Regions from separate parts of the Homo sapiens genome. Here region 1 is linked to region 2. Evidence: chromatin contacts called from ENCODE Hi-C data. All regions are on one chromosome and are shown on one strand. The core of a region is the stretch at or near the end of the contact, and the rest is flanking DNA. Distances in the headings are between cores, read along the strand shown.

What was found. A loop is a pair of places that touch in the nucleus more often than their neighbours do. Pooled maps may share reads with other maps.
Region 1: a loop to region 2 is called in a pooled map, with 5 times the contacts of the local background. The contact joins the enhancer-like site here to the promoter of AGAP1-IT1 in region 2. A Hi-C loop is called at or near these places in 1 of 168 maps with a recorded cell type or tissue (endothelial cell of umbilical vein), 4 of 37 single-sample maps with no recorded cell type and 7 of 50 pooled maps.

What each region holds. Positions count from the first base shown.
Region 1 is chr2:236,178,688-236,182,754 of GRCh38, forward strand. The region is part of intron 1 of GBX2-AS1 (GBX2 and ASB18 antisense RNA 1); the gene reads left to right. Among named protein-coding and RNA genes, the nearest start is that of GBX2, 12 kb to the left of the region's middle. RefSeq lists enhancers at 635-1,152, 1,153-1,668. Within about 2 kb of position 1,489, at least 3 of the 41 ENCODE cell types and tissues checked have a DNase peak (open chromatin) inside an H3K27ac peak, as active enhancers do; they include endothelial cell of umbilical vein, where a contact is called at or near this core.
Region 2 is chr2:235,504,483-235,508,490 of GRCh38, forward strand. It overlaps AGAP1-IT1 (AGAP1 intronic transcript 1), which reads left to right and starts at 1,269. Exons shown (of 2, transcript NR_131900.1): 1 at 1,269-1,318; 2 at 2,471-3,084. All of the region lies in intron 1 of AGAP1 (ArfGAP with GTPase domain, ankyrin repeat and PH domain 1), which reads left to right. RefSeq lists an enhancer at 561-1,067.

The DNA.
Region 1 (4,067 bases), core at 239-2,738, 670 kb after region 2:
CTCCTAGTCCAGGGAGGTCGCCTAGGTTTGGCCTAGGGAAGGCGGAGTCTGGGGTCCGCGACAGTGCCTGGGGACCAGGGTGGCAGGGAGGGCAGGGAAACTTGGGCCGGGGAGGGACCAGGACCTTCTGAGCCCCCCAACTCCCCCGCCTCCCCGGCCTCCGCCGTCCCTTATTCCGAGGAGGGGCGCCCGTGGGGTAACACGTTGGCGCGAGGGTCGGGGGCGCATTTATCCTTAAGTGCGTTTATTAAATCGCGTCTGGAGATGGATGGACGTGGATACAGGAGAGGAAATCTCAGGGCTCAGTCGAGCAATCTCCTGGCTTTAAATTCCGAATAAAAGTCTCAAATATTCCCGGGTCATGGGGGCACTGTCTCATTAAAACCACTCTCGTCCTGAAACTGCAATGCAGACATTAAAGTGCAGTATTTTTCAATTAGAGCTGACGAATTCAATCAAAATTCCATAGATTAGGATGAAATGAGGCATGGGTCATTTACAGGGGAATTTAATTGCCGAGCCATTAGACAAATAGTATATTTGCCATTCCCGCGTTATCCATCATTTTCGACATCAATACCGGGGCCGCATCTCCCCGTCCCGCGGCCGCCCGGCGTCGGCTGTAAACACTCCCTTCCCTGTATCTTCTGATTATATCTGATTTCATTTAGGGCCATGGGGGATTATAAATGTTCACGCAATCAAGTTCATTAGGACTTCAAATCGCATTTCTGATTGGGATCGCTCTGCCGCCGTCCTCCCAGCGCCTTTCAAACCCCAGCGCTTGGCTTTCAAAACATCTTTTTGAATTTAAAGCCTCACATCCTTTTGTCTTCCGACGCCCCCTCCCGCCCCACCCCTCCCGGCGGCTGCAAGCTCTTCGGGCCTCCTTCCCGGGGCAACAGCCCTGAACCCCTCTTGCTGCCAGCGGGTCTGGGGAGGGTGGGGCTGGGCTCCGCAGGCTGTCGGAACCCCCTCCCACGCCGCGCAGCCGCGGGGCGCTCGTGTCCCTGAAGCCTGAGCTGGGCGTGGAGGACAGGCCCCGCGTGTTCGCGGATCGCGAGTGGGGGCCAGCCCCGCACCTCCCGTCCCGGCCGGGCGCTGCGGGTAGGGGGAGCGGAGCGGAGGGGGCGCCTCCCACCTTTGAATCTCCTGGCTGAGGGCCTCTGGGCAGCGATTACACCCACCCTTGGGGACTGGTGCTGGGGACCCCTTCCTGGGCTGGTCCCTTTCACTCCAAAGCCCCAGGTGAAGGCGGTAGCCGGTGGAGCAACGCGCTCTTCCTATCAGCAAACCCAAGAAACAAAGGGGGAGGCTCTTCTGGGGAGAGCGCGACAAGAAAGGCTCAAGACATCCCTTCCAGCACAGCTGAAAAATAATAGCTTAATATTAACTGCTTCTCATAAAAATATACTTTCACAGAGACACAGTTACAAGAAGCAAACCCTCATTTTATCCCGTACTTTGTGCTCATGGCTGTTAGCTGCCTCAGTAATTTAATTGGAATGGAACGTGAGAAATGTGTCATTTTTGAAGAATTTATGCATCACTTCCTAGAAATCTCATTGTGTTAACTAGGAGCCTACTGCGTTCTGTTTAGAACCCATAATCACATTTTTATGTGTCTGTATTACGAGTTAATGTGACCTCCTGTCTTTAGCAGATAAAAAAAATGTTCTCTTGCGATAACATCTGTATCAAACTCTGGCTTACATCAAATACGCCACAACCCTGGTTTTCCAAGGTTCTCCAAACTTACGAACTTTCTTAAGAGCAGGGAAAATAAATGTGAATGGAAAAAGCGTCTACCAAATGAATAATTACCCGCTAAATTAAAACCCTGTGTTAAACATAGTTGACAGCAAATACTGCATTCTCAATCATGTTTTTTGCTTACAAATTGCATTACAAAGAAATCCACCGTTTTTATCGGAGTGATTAAGCAAAGAATGTTAGGACTGCAGAAATACCATTCTGGAAAATTAGATGAAGGCTGAAAACCCAGCTAGTTACATTGCAATAGTAAATGTATAATTTTGTTAAAGAACACGTTTAACACACAAATGAGGATTGGGATGTTATTATGGTATCATAAAAAATTCAACTGAAAATTATATTTATTTATAAACACATTAACTATAAACTGCACATATTTAATACAAAGGAAGCAGGCAATTCCATAATCAATATTTTAATTATTGAATTTTTTATTATGGCAGCACGATTCTATATGATAGTTTACGAATCTGTAGTTTTCGTAGGCTCCCCTCCCCTTTATCATGTGAGCTAAGATCTTCCTGTTTTCCTCCTTTTTAAATTCTGGGGAGAGTAGGTTGGTGGGAGAGGGTAAGACCGTTTGCTTATGGCGCCACCTGCAGGCCTCTCTGAAAATGAATTTCAATACCTATTCAATCTTCCGCAGGGTTCTAGATTCCTCAGGCTTATTTTAGCAATTTAGTGAAATTAATTTTTGTTTTAACAGAGAAAGATGTTAACAATTTCAACGCAAATCCCGGAGTTTGAAAAGGATTTTGATGTTCTCAAACTACACTTAAATCCTAGAAATGAGATGCAGTATTGACCATAATTGAAATACAGGGGTTTCTGCATATCCCATCTGGACATAACAAATTTGACTAAGCAGTAATTTATCCTTAAAATAATGGAATAAAAGATACAACATTCCTGATTTATCCCTTGGCCCTTGGGCAGCCCTTAAAAGATGAAAAGCACTTGGCAAGCTAATAGCACCCGAAATTGTAGTGATTGAGCAGCTTCTTAGGTGCCTGGCGTGGACAGGAGGTGGGGGCACTGGAGTGGACCAGCTCATTCCGCAAGCCTGTATTTTACACCATTTCTGCAGAAGGTTAAGTGTTCTTTGCAAAAGTTCAACAGCCTGCCCCATCAGTGTGTGTCCAAAGGGTCATTTCAGAGATTGGAAATTTGACAATTATATACAGTTAACTGGGATCAGCAAATGCTCCATAGACTTAAAGAGTCAGTGGCTTTGATTTTCTTTAAACCATACTGAGTCGATGATTATCAAGTAACTTAAATCAACGTAAATATACTAAAAAGGCAGGCCTAATGCTGGGTTCAGAGTTTTAAACATAACACGTCACACAGTACTGGGTCTGTGTACTAATTGCCTGTGGACTGTGGATTGTGTCTGATGGTCCAACCATGAATGTTTCGTCCTGTCCTGGACATGGTTGGTGCGGACAGAGGCCAGCCTCCCCAGGACCAATATTAGTGGAGAGCTTCATTTGTGTATTTTATTTTTTTGAGATGGGGTCTCACTCTGCCACCCAGGCTGGAGTATAGTAGCACGATCTCAGCTCACTGCAACCTCTGCCTCCCAGGGTCAAGCGATCCTCTCATCTCAGCCTCCTGAGTAGTTGGGACCACAGGCATGTGCCACCACACCTGGCTAATTTTTTGTATTTTTGGCAGAGATAGGGTTGCCCGGGCTGGTCTTGATCTCCTGAACTCCAGCAATCCACCTTCCTAGGCCTCCCAAAGTGCAGAGGTTACAGGTGTGAGCCACTGTGCCCAGCCACTTCTTTTTTAATTCTCTGTCGTCAAATGACAAGTAATAATCAAAGACATTCAATAAAAGTTGGAGGCAAAATATTCCTCTGTTGTCTTTTTTTTTTTTTCTTTGACACAGGGTCTCACTCTGTCATCCAGGCTGGAGTGCAGTGGTACAATCATAGCTCACTGGAGCCCTGACCTTCCAGGCTTAAGTGATCCTCCTGCTTCAGCCTCCTGAGTAGCTGAGACCACAGGCGCATGCCACAATGCCCGGTGAATTTTCAAATTTTTGGTAGAGATAAGGTGTCACTGTGTTGCCCAGGCTGGTCTTGAACTCCTGGGCTCAAATGATCCTCCTGCCTCCCAAAAGGCGGGGATTACGGGCATGAACCCCTGTGCCCGGCCCTCTGCTATCTTTTTTTTTTTTTTTTAAAGTAGAAACAGCCAGTAAACGCATCCTTTACTCTTTTGTTACTTTCTGAATTTTGAGCTGTGTGAATGTGTCATTAAAAACTAAATTTGAAATTAAAGGA
Region 2 (4,008 bases), core at 19-2,518:
CGGGGGCTGTCAGTGTTTGAGTGGCTGCCTGTTTCGGGGGCTGTCAGTGTTTGAGTGGCTGCCTGTTTTGGGGCTGTCATGAATAGCACCACTGTGCAGATTCTCACTTGCCTTTTGGTGCCCATATGGCCTCATTTCTGTCGGGTGTGTGCTGGGCTGTGTCTTTCTCTCTGTGGGTTGGACGTAGCTGCTCGTGAAGCCGCTCCTGCAGCCCAGCAGCCCCTATCTGGGAAACCTTTCAGTGCTTTCAAGGTTCATTTTATGACACTCAGGATGGCCGTTTGTCTCCTTTTGCTGATTTTCATTCTTTCAGTTGTTTGTTCATAAACAAATGTTTGCATGGCTAATGCATTTCCAGCACTTAGAGATTAGGTTTTTAAACTTTTGGATTGTCTGCAGGCTATTAATTCCTTGTTAGTTGAATAATGACGGCTGTGTGCATGGAGCTGTGTGAGCGAAATCCCTCACCAGGAAGAGGGCGCAGTTCCTCTGGGACTGGAACAGGGGCCCCTTTGGCTCTCCTTGGCTCCTGGCAGAAGTCAGTTGTCAACTGGGGGACTCTTTCTGGCTGAGCCCCAAGCAGCCTCAATCCATCCCTGTGCTGGGTTTTAGATAACCCACTGGATCTGTGTTGGTCTTTGAAAGGGAATTCACTCTGTATGTTTGGCCTAAACTGTGTTATGGCCTTCATAGTTACGTATTAGCATTATTCAGTTTTTGTTGTTTGTAGCAATTATGCTGAAGACACAAAAGAAGAAAAAAAGCTAAGTGTTGCCAACTCAAGGAGTAATTTTCTTTGTTCCAGCGCTGTGTCCTGGGAGCTGCCCATCCCCCTCCACAAAGGCCAGTGCTAAACAAGGCCAGAGCCAGGAAGGACACGCGGGGCCATGGATTGAGTGAGGGCAGTGTGTGCGTGTGTGGATTTCTCTGGTGGCTTTGCAATGGCAAATATTTATTTTGAGGGATGGTGGTGGGAGGACCAAGTTTATACTCACTTTGTTTAGTAGGGGAAGTGGCTAATGTGAGAATCAATAGACAAGATTTTATCAAGCCTCTGCACTGGGCAGAGCGCAGTTTTTGAAGCTGGGAGAACAGGCAGATGTGTGGGACACTCAGGGCCCTTCAGATCTCCCCCAGGAGCCACTGATACAGGTAGAGATCGCAGCCACACAAGGCTGTGTGGGAGGGGCCTGGGAGATGGGGCGGAGTCCAGGGAGAGATCCTGGAAGCCAGGTAGCAGTCAGGAGGGCTTTCCAGGCTAGTGGGTACTAGGATTGGAGCATCCAGAACAGAGTCACTTCAGCCTGGGAAGAGCGGGGTAGGCGGCCGAATGATAAGTGATCCTTGACAGCCCCCGAGAGCAGGCTGGGAGACCTTTTGTTGGACGGTCTACTACTGATTATGGATCCTGCTTGGAGAGGGGAGTGCTTTTTTTAAAATTCTTTTCTTTTTTTTTTTTTTTTTTTAAGACGGAATCTTGCTCTGTCGCCCAGGCTGGAGTGCAGTGGTGTGATCTCAGCTCACTGCAGCCTTTGCCTCCCAGGTTCAAGTGATTCGCCTGCCTCAGCCTCCTGAGTAGCGGGGACTACAGGCATGCACCACCACACCCAACTAATTTTTATGTTTTTAGTAGAGATAGGGTTTCACCACGTTGGCCAGGCCGGTCTCAAACTCCTGACCTCAGGTGATCTACCCGCCTTGGCCTCCCAAAGTGCTGGGATTACAGGCATGAGCCACTGTGCCCGGCCCTGTTTTATTTATTTATTTATTTAGCTCGGGTTTCAATATTTTAAAAAATTTGAAGCCAGGTGCGGTGGCTAATGCTTGTAATCTCAGCGCTTCGGGAGGCCGAAGTGGGAGGATTGCTTGAGGCCAGGAGTTTGAGACCAGCCTAGGCACAGTGGCAAGTGCCTTTAGTCCTAGCTACTTGAGTGGCTGAGGCAGGAGGATCACTTGAGCCAAGGAGTTGCAGGCTGCAGTGAGCTATGATTGCATCACTGCGCTCCACCCTGGGTGCCAGAGTGAGATCTTGTCTCAAAAAAAAAAAAAATTGAACTGTGATGACTATGATATTGTCTTTTGGGGGGTTTTCTGGACATAAAATTCAGAATTTTACATAGAAACTTGAATTTATTTGTCCAAGAGTTTCTTGTTTTGAAAATAGGATGCCACTGGGAACATTCTTGGTTAGGAGCCACCGGAAGCCGGGTCTGTATGGGCAGGGCCAGTGAGATGCAAAGCCACACACGAAAGCTAAGCACACACTCTTGTTTTCCTCACTCACATCCATGTTCATCCTCTTTCCTGTGCTGACGGTTTGCAAAGCTGGGAGAGAATGAGGGCGGGGCCTCGGGAAGTGAATGGCAGAGCAGGTGGCATAGACACCTCAGCCGTCTGCCCACAGGGTATGGGCAAGGTTTGTTTTGGTGACTTTTTCTTCCAGTCTTGTGTACATTATCGTCTCTCACAGGACTTGAGCTTGGAGGGAGCTGGAGTGGCCGCTTGCTGAGTCTTTCTCCCTGGAGCTCGTGGGCAGCTGGTTACCTCGCGCTGGGGCGACCCTGACTTAGGACCTCCTGCCGTTTCTCTGGGTGACTGCTCTGTAGTCGTGAGTCGTCTCTTTAATGCTGAGCATCAGTACCTGCACAGCCCTGAATGGAGCAGCTGCCCAGAATCTGTCTTGTCATCGATAGATGGACAGTTGCCGAGTGTCCTGCGTGCCGACTGACTAAGGAGTTTTTGTCTCTGTCACCCTGTCCCCTGTGGTTTTATGAAGACGTTAGTTATGAATCCGTGTTTAGGATGAGAAGATGTAAACAGTGAGGAGGATAAGTGAGAAGCTAGCAAGAGTCTGGATGGTGATGGCGGGGGAGCGCTGGTGGAGGAGTCGGGGGCGTCCCGCTGGACTGGGGCACAGCTCTGCAGCAGCAGCCGGTGCGGTTTTGCCTTGTAAGTGACACCGTTGCCTGCAGGCATCTCTGACAGCTGCTCCTGCTCCAGATTCCAGAAATTTCTATGGAACATTTCCTGAACCATCCTCCTGGTTTCTTCCCTTCCCCTCACTGAATAAAATCCGTAATAGCACCTGCCGCTTGAGTGTTTGTCTCTGCAGGACGCCGTGTTCAGGGCTGGGTGCCCTTTGTGTCATTTTGTTATCCTGGTCACTGCCAGACAGAGGTGGTAGGACCCTCATTTGTCAGGTCAGGAGCCTGCAGCCTGGAGAGTTTAAAGCCTTGCCTGAATCCACCCACTTCTGAAGGTGGCAGAGTCAGGATTCGAACTCGGGACCCGTGGACACCAGCCACCTATGGGCCTTTATTTTTATATTTTTAAAAACTTTTAGTTTCAGGGGTACACATGCAGGTGTGTTATATAGGTAAGTTGGGTGTCATGGTGGTCTGGTGTACAGATTATTACAACGCATAGTAAGTACAGTACCTGATAGGTAGTTTTTCAGTCCTTTCCCTCCCACCCTCCACCCTCAAGCAGGCCTTGGTGGCCGTTGTTCCATTCTTTGTGTCAATGTTGAGCTCAAGTGAGACCATGAGATATTTGGTTTTCTGTTCCTCCGCTGGTTCGCTTATGATATTGGCCTCCAGCTCCATCCATTTTGCTGCACAGGGCGTGATCTCATTCTTTTTATTATGGCTGCATAGTACTCCACAGTGTACATGTACCACATTTTCTTTATTCAGCCCATCGATGGGCATTTTGGTTGATTCCATGTCTTTGCTATTGTGAATAGTGCCACAGTGAACACACAACTAACTGCGTGTGTCTTTATATAGACACAATAGAACAATTATATTCCTTCAGGTGTGTACCAAGTAATGCCACCTACAGTTTTGATGTTTTAGTAAAGTAGAAAAGGAAACTTCAGAAATCAGCCCATAAGTCTGCAGAAGTACTTGGGGAATTCTCTCCGCAGTTCGCAGCTCTCCTGCAGATCTCGGTTTGTGATTTGAAACTCACATTCACGCTCGGTTTTTTACTCATCAAGGTTATAAA